Linked DNA regions of Homo sapiens: region 1 is linked to region 2. Evidence: chromatin contacts called from ENCODE Hi-C or POLR2A ChIA-PET data. All regions are on one chromosome and are shown on one strand. The core of a region is the stretch at or near the end of the contact, and the rest is flanking DNA. Distances in the headings are between cores, read along the strand shown.

Region 1 (3,986 bases), core at 429-2,928, 81 kb after region 2:
TAGGTGATACTCTTTTCATTGTAGTGTTGACCTAGAACAACAAGTGGAATCAAGGGGAAAGCAAAAGCCCAGGGGACACACATAATTAATTACTGGCATGTAGGGGGCATGAAGAAAATGGGCCTAATTGGATTAGGAGTAATGTGGAAATCATGTGGATATGTAAACTGGGGCCACATGGTCGAGACCCATGAAAGCCAAGTCTGAGAATTTCCACTTGATTTCACAAGCTGGTTGGTTGTCTTTGTTTGGAGTATAAGTAGGGGAGGAAAATGATGATGTCGATTTTTATTGAGAAGTGATGTGGGAGTGGTGTGCAATATTCAGTCAAAGTGTGTGTAGCTTCAAAAGGGATTGCATGAATTTAGTTAAGATATCCCTGATGTTATCTTGAAATAAATTGGTGAGGGCCTAGACCAAGAGGGTTCCAAAAGGGCCAAGTGAGCACAATTATGAAAGAAGAATGTTGGATGTTGGGGTAAAGCAAAAGCAGAGTGAAGAGACATCATGGAGGCTGCTTACCAGGAAAGCATTGTTAAAAGGAAGTTACAGATGAGGAGACGTGTTCAGGGGTCCTAATCTCTCTCAGCTCTGTAGCCTCCTTTCCCCGTCATCTCCCTGCCACCTATTGCATGCCATTTCTGCTTTCTGTCATTTTATTTTCTTTAGATCTCTTTCATGTATGAAAGTAGTTCTTTTTGTAAAACTCTGTTGAAAGCTCCTGCTCCCTCAGAAAATTCACAGATACTTTAGGGTGGATCAGAGATATTTCTAGCATCTGAGCTGACGTGCACTATGTCCCCAGGTTAAGAATTCCTGATGTGATAACTATTTTATGATTGTGATAAGGTTGGATCTAGCCATAAATCCTTTGAATTTCTTTGTAAGCTCACAAAAATATTTGTTCAGAATAACAATCTACTGTCGTTGAATTGGCAGTAAGATGGAGGCCTGTTTGTTGGCACGGGAGGGACTGTGACTGCGGTGCTCAGACATCCAGCTTGGAGAGCATTGGTCTTGAGATTTTCTGGATGAACTAGAGACTGCAAACCTAAGAGCAGACTCTTCCTTGGCATGAAATGTGTGCAGATTCTAATCTTGTGCTGAGGCCATGGAGATGATCTCCCTGCAAAAATGTTGTCTGCCTTTGCAAAGTTGTAGGTTTTTTCTTCTAGAGGAAAAGCAGCAGCTAATATGTGAGAGTTTCGAGCTTTGCTGTTTAAAGAAAGCAGAGTTTTCCAGTGGTCTGAATAGAGTTCATCTTCCCACACTGTAGTACCATACAGCCCTGTGGCTCCTAGAAACAACCTAGAAAGCTGTGTTTTCATCTTTCTGTTGCCCTGCCACTCCTTGGCATGTGTGTGGATATATACTTTCTTTCCCTGACTGGTGATGATGTTTGTCAGTTATTGACACTGGTAGTCTTTGCTGTCTTTGTACTGCTGCATCTTGGAGAAGAAAGCTGCTGAGAGGAGTAGGCTATGTTCTGCCCCACTGTTTCCTTTCTGCTGGCTGGCCTGCACACTAGCCTGCCTTTGTGAGGAAGCGGCTGTTAAGCAGACACAGCAGGAGAAGTTTAGAAGTCAGGAGTTTCATTCCTTGCCTAATGAAAAGGGATGCAGACTTGTGGCTGAGGCCAACAGGGAAAGGCAGTATGGGGAGCAGGAATTAGTGTTTGCTCTGTGGAGCAGATAAGGTGGAAGCCAGCCTGCGGTCTGCCTACCTTCCCATGTCTCAAAGACAGAGCTCCACAAATCTATCCCAGAGAAACTGGGTTATGTGAGATGCAGAGGAGAACCCCACTGAGAAGTGGTAGCAAGGCAGTACACCTTGTTTTCAGCAGAGCCTGGGTCTCCATGTCATGTATCCTCATAGCCTGGAATAAAGATGGTACTCTCCCTTTGCAGATAGTGGTGGCAGGCCTCCCCTCTTGGAATTTGCTCCTCTCCTCTGTGAGATTCATTCCTGAATTCCTACTTCCCCCAGATACTCTTTCGTGGAGAATCTCTTGCTGTGGCATCAGACTTGTGACAAGCAGAGGGAGGTTTTCTGGAAATGGCTCACTCAGCATCGTTCCTGCAGCAGTGTGGGAACCAGAAGTGAAGAAGCCTCTGCACAGGGAAAGGAGACCTGTGCTGCCGCAGGTTATTCTGCTCTTTTCTCACAGATCCCTCCCACTTTGCAGCCTGGGTCTAGTGTGCTACTAAGAGGCTAGAGTGCTTCCTGGGTGGGCATATTTGAATTTAGTGGTTAACTACCTATTGTTAACTTTGAATTTTGCTTCTCTTTCATGAAGAATTAACAAAATAAGGGCTACTTCTCAGTTTACATATGCTGGTACAGTGCTACTTTCTTGCTTCCTCTTGAATGTGCCAGAAATTGATAAGAGTTTAACAGTAATATTTTAAGTGTGAAAAAATTGTCTTTGAACGTTTTCCCAAAATTTATGCCAGAACACAAATAAGTATCTGATAATATGCTTTTTAGAAGCAGGGTAGAGCATGAATAATATTAATACTAAGACCATTTTAAAGAATCATTTTGCTGTTATTGTTTTAAATGTCATATGTATACTATTATCCACGTCTTCCAGTTTCTGATGTTAGTTTTTTCCTCTTTGGTAGCGTATTTAGTTGTGGTTAAGTCCTAGATTTCTGCTTATAGCACAGAGCTACTTTGTGGTCACAGAAAGAAAGCAGAATTATAGTTTCCCACCTCACTGCTTTTGCCTCGAGGATCTTTGCTTTCTAACTTACTGCTCAGGCCCTGTTCTTTTTTTCTCATAGTACATGAGATGTTCTCCAGCCCCAGGAAAGGCCACAATTTCAGCAGTGCTCTAACTTGAACCTGTCTGTTTACAGAACAGATCTATTTATTTTGGTTGTCCTTGTTGTTAAAGGATAAGGCTGTAGGCATTTAGTGCCCCATAGGACCTGCAGAATGCTTTGCAGGCCTTGCCTTGAAGGAGGTGAGGTATGGTCAGGGTGGGAAGGAGCTTGTCTTGCATCACAGAAGCTTCAGTCTTACGGCTGCTCCTTCCAATTTGCAGTAGCAAAATAAGGAGAGCCTGTTGGTGGCAGAGGAGGTTATAGAAATAGGACATGCAAGATGTAAGCAGGGCTTTGGGGAGGTGGAAGAGTTGGATTGTTAGTTGGCTTCTAGCCACCAACCTCTAGTCTTTTACTGGTAGCTTGCAAATCCCAAAGGGTGAGTGGCAAAGCTTGAGAATCGCCTTGGTTGCTGACCACTACCAGGATCCCTGAATGATAAATCACTAGAGGAAATTGTAAAGGGAAATATTTTTACCCATTTACAATTTCTTTTACTTTTTTTTTTTGAGACAAAGTCTTGCTCTTTCGCCCAGGTTAGAGTGCAGTGGAGTGATCTTGGCTCACTGCAACCTCCACCTCCTGAGTTCAAGCAGTTCTGCCTCAGCCTCCCAAGTAGCTAGGATTACAGGTGTGTGCCACCACACCTGGCTGATTTATTTTATTTTATTTTTTTTTGAGATGGAGTCTCTCTCGCCCAGGCTGGAGTGCAGTTGCGCAATCTTGGCTCACTGCAACCTCCACCTCCCGGGTTCAAGGAATTCTCCTGCCTCAGCCTCCCGAGTAGCTGGGATTCCAGGTACCTGCCACCACACCCAGCTAATTTTTTTGTATTTTTAGTAGAGACAGGGTTTCACCATATTGGCCAGGCTGGTCTCAAACTCCTGACCTTGTGATCTACCTTCCTCGGCCTCCCAAAGTGCTGAGATTACAGGCTTGAGCCCCCACACCCAGCCCGATTTTTTTTTATTTTATTTTTTGTAGGGACAGGGTTTCGCATATTGGCCAGACTGGTCTCGAACTCCTGACCTCAAGTGATCTGCCCGCCTTGGCTTCCCAAAGTACTGGGATTACAGGTGTGAACCACTGCACCCGGCCCCATTTGCCATTTCTAAAGCTGAAGCCCTTGATTCAAATTCAGAAGAAGCCACGGGATTC
Region 2 (3,672 bases), core at 660-3,159:
CTTTTTGCCTGGCAGGTTGCTGCTGAGCCCAGCTCCTCAGAGCCTGTCCTAGTAGAATTTGATGCACAGGGTGGGCAGTGAAACAGCAGAGTTTCCTCCACCAGGCTCGGTTTCCACCATCTCCAAACTTTTAACCACCATTTATTTAAAAAAGACACCAAAAGAAAAGCAAGGAAAGGAGAAGTAAAGAATGGAAGAAAGGAAGGGAGAAAGTCACAGAGGTGACCTGGTCTTTGATTAGAAGTTTAGGTGACCATGTTTTGGTGAGATGGTGTCACGTGCAGCTAGAGAGCTGGGGAGGCTTTTTTAGCTTTCTGATTGAATCTCTCAACATTTGAGTGAGAAAATCATAATTTGATGGTCTCTGCATTTATGACACCTCCATTTCTTCATTTATAAAATGGACATCATGTTTGACACCTCTAATTCCTTGTGTTTGTAATAGTATAGGGAGAGAATGTAAGCAAACAGTCACATTAGGAGTAAATTTGAGCAGGGCAAAATGGAAGGAACTGTTTTATTTCTTCAGGGTGGAACTATAGAAGTTAGTACTTCAAATGCAGACCTGCAGCCTTGTCCAAAATTTGTCAGGCTACATAAAAATGAAGAGATGAGACATTTCAGTGACCTCAGAGTCAGGAAGATATGCAGTTGAAGATTGTGTATCATCACATTCTTACACTTGGGATGAATTCATTTCTTTCATTGTTCCTCATTTTCTTAATTTGGAATATCCAAAGGATACTTTTTTCTACCCTCTAAAAAGATGATCTTACTAAGGTATCCAGAAAGACTCAATTTGTCTTCCTGGTATTTCTAATCAGATTCTGACTTAACAACATTTACTTTTAAAAATGTAGTTTTCCTAGTATTGACTCTGAGGAGGGCCACCATAAAGAGGCAGGTGGCCCCACCTTGTAGGATGGGCTGGAGGTAGAAAAATTCAGGAGTCTGGAGTCCTGGCCTGAAGTGCATCTAGTCTTTGTTCACCTCACCCGCTTTCTATTTTGGCCCTTAGTTAACCCCTCTCTAAAAACAGAAGGAACCAGCAGGCCACCTCTGAAGATCATTTCATAAACCCGTTTGAAGATTTGTTGCCCGGTTTTGCATTGATTGGACTACTTTTAGGGTTCCAAAAGTTTAATCTTTTTGTCATCAAAGATTGTTTTATTTTAAATATCAGTGAATTTGATGAATACTGATGTGATGGCTATGTGTCACACACAAACCCCTGAGTCCTGTGGCCACTGGGTGATTCTTTGAACTTACTGTGAACACTGATTGTTAAAGGCCTGTTTGCTGAGAATGCTATAATGTAAATCTCTACTGTTTCTGTGCAGTGACTTTAATTATCTTAATCACCCATTATGCCCGCCTTCTCCCAACCCCTACAAGCTAGGAGATTGAATTCATTCTTTCTCCACCTCTGCTTATGTTACCAGGTTAGGGTCAAAGCAGATCTTTTTATCTGAAATGTTTAAGTGGTTAGGCTGGGGTTACAATTCAGTTAGTTACTGGGGAAAGGAATTGTTTCCTCTTTTTCTAAGATGTGTGGTTCCCAATGGTTTTCTCTCATTTGAGGGCTGGTGGTGGTTTCCTTCTGTCATTTGTCAGTTCACTACATTTTGAAATAATGGCTTTAGGAATCCAGTGCCATCAGAATGATTGACTTCTTGACATTAGCCAGGTGCTTTTTCACATTTTTCCCTAGTTTCTCCTATTGCTAGTGGTGGAGTTTGCTTGCTGTCGGCAGTTTGGAAGCAAAGCAGCATGTAGTTTGAACTCCACAGCATGGGAGAGTTTTTGAAGATCAAAGACAAAGATGAGTCATGTTGCTGTTCTTCGGTATTTCTGCTTTGGTGTAGTTAATCACAGCTTTCCAAGGGGCAAATGGTAATAAGATCACTAAGTCTAGATAGATTTATGATGTCTCAACATTCAGAGACTGAAAGTAGAATTGATAGTCTTTTTTACGTCACAGACACAAACTTCCCCTTCCTTTCTTTCTCTCTAACCTCATTTTCTTTTGTCCCTCTCTATCTTTCCTTTTTCCCCCTTTCCTTCTGCCTTCCATTTTCCTTCCTCCTCCTCAAAGTTTCTTAGACCTCCAACATGAAATTGTCAAAATGCTAAGCTTGTAGTAGCACTCACTTTCCAATGTGTATGCTCCATCTGCCTTTATGTCTGACTTGGCTGTTGTAGTGGATCCCTGGGACCTTTCTGACCTTAGCAAGGAAAAAGTGATTTGCTAAATGCCATTTTTTCTTGTTTCTGTTCTTCTTCCAGCAGCATGAAGCTTGGTTGAGTACCAGAGTTGACAGAGTATTAGCTTTTCTCTGAGCCAGGTCTGCTTAAGTTTTTGCTTGATGGTTCCAGTTTATTGTTGGCCTTGGATCCTCCCGAATGAACACTCAGAATGTTCTCAGCGAGATGATATTGTGTAGTACATTTAGAACTCTCTGCCTTCTTTAACTGTCATTTTCCATTGTTTTTGGAAAAGAGAAAACATGGACAAGGAAAATGTTGTGCCAGTCATTCCTCTTAGTCCAGGTTTCCCTTCCTGAGGAATTCTAGTTGATGGGCCAGTGTATGTGTGTCCTTGCTGGGTGCTCTAATGATGCAGTAGCCTGATGCTGCCCCAGGCACAAGTAGCATGCGGGGTGCTTGGCCATTGTTTCAGTTAGCAAAAAAATACCTGTTTGGATAACACTGACCTGCTTCAGAGTATGTTGTTTTCCTTGGATGACCCAGCTTTCTGTAATTCACCTTTGGATTGGATTGTTTTTTCCTGGACTCCATGTCATCATCTCTGCTCTCCAACTGTTGTCTCCAGGTTGATGGGTACCAGTACAGGATTGATTTCTCTGTGTCCTTGTTTTTTTCTGTTTCTTTCAGGGATTGCTTTTTACATTGGGATGATTTCTGTGGTCAGGCAAAGGTACTTTTCCTTACAGGATTTTTTTAAATTTAGTTTTTAAACTGCCAGGAAGATATAATTTTTAAAAAATTTTTGTTTTATGTAACATAACTTGTTCTTTACATTTTAAAAATAGATGTAGAAAGGATGTGTTAAAAAAAAAATAGCTGCGTAGAAAGCACATATATGGATAAAGCAGTGATTTTAAAAAATTTTTCTTCTAAAGATTTTAAAAGTCAAATCAAGAAAGTAAATGAATTTGGTTGTTTTATTGCCGAAACAGACATTTTGACGTCATTTGGCAGGAAAGCCATTATGGAAACAGGTTATTTTTTGACAAGCTATTATATAAAATGGGCAGACATTTGAATTATTTAACATCCCTTTTATCTTTTAGACATTTTTATTTATGGGGAAATCAATATCATTTTAAGGTTTTTCTCTTATGTATTCATTTTTTATTTTAATTATTATTTTGAGTAGATAATGCATTTAATTGGTTTAAAATTCAAATGCTAATAAAGGGTATAAGTTAGAGACCTTTCTTTTGCCCTAGTCCTTCACAGGTTCATTTTACCACCCAAGAAGCAATTAGTATTACGATTTCCTTGTAAGTCCTTTCAGGGTTATTTTAGGCCTACCCGGGAAGATACGTTTGTGGGTAGGTATTCTCCCTTTTTACACATATACTAGCATCATAAATAAGTTTAAATTTCATACATACCACCAAAAATAGTGTCTTTGCATTTGTGTTT

Evidence for each region. Hi-C counts contacts between places; a loop is a spot of excess contacts on that map. ChIA-PET counts read pairs that join two places held with the same protein, here RNA polymerase II (POLR2A). Pooled maps may share reads with other maps.
Region 1: a loop to region 2 is called in a pooled map, with 5 times the contacts of the local background. The contact joins two enhancer-like sites. A Hi-C loop is called at or near these places in 1 of 168 maps with a recorded cell type or tissue (HepG2) and 8 of 50 pooled maps. POLR2A ChIA-PET finds 5 or more read pairs at or near these places in 1 of 52 experiments (activated naive CD4-positive, alpha-beta T cell).

Annotation. Positions count from the first base shown.
Region 1 is chr7:127,899,398-127,903,383 of GRCh38, forward strand. The region is part of intron 13 of SND1 (staphylococcal nuclease and tudor domain containing 1); the gene reads left to right. Among named protein-coding and RNA genes, the nearest start is that of SND1-IT1, 96 kb to the right of the region's middle. RefSeq lists an enhancer at 1,173-1,706. Within about 2 kb of position 1,679, at least 3 of the 41 ENCODE cell types and tissues checked have a DNase peak (open chromatin) inside an H3K27ac peak, as active enhancers do.
Region 2 is chr7:127,818,647-127,822,318 of GRCh38, forward strand. The region is part of intron 11 of SND1 (staphylococcal nuclease and tudor domain containing 1); the gene reads left to right. Among named protein-coding and RNA genes, the nearest start is that of SND1, 170 kb to the left of the region's middle. Within about 2 kb of position 1,910, at least 3 of the 41 ENCODE cell types and tissues checked have a DNase peak (open chromatin) inside an H3K27ac peak, as active enhancers do.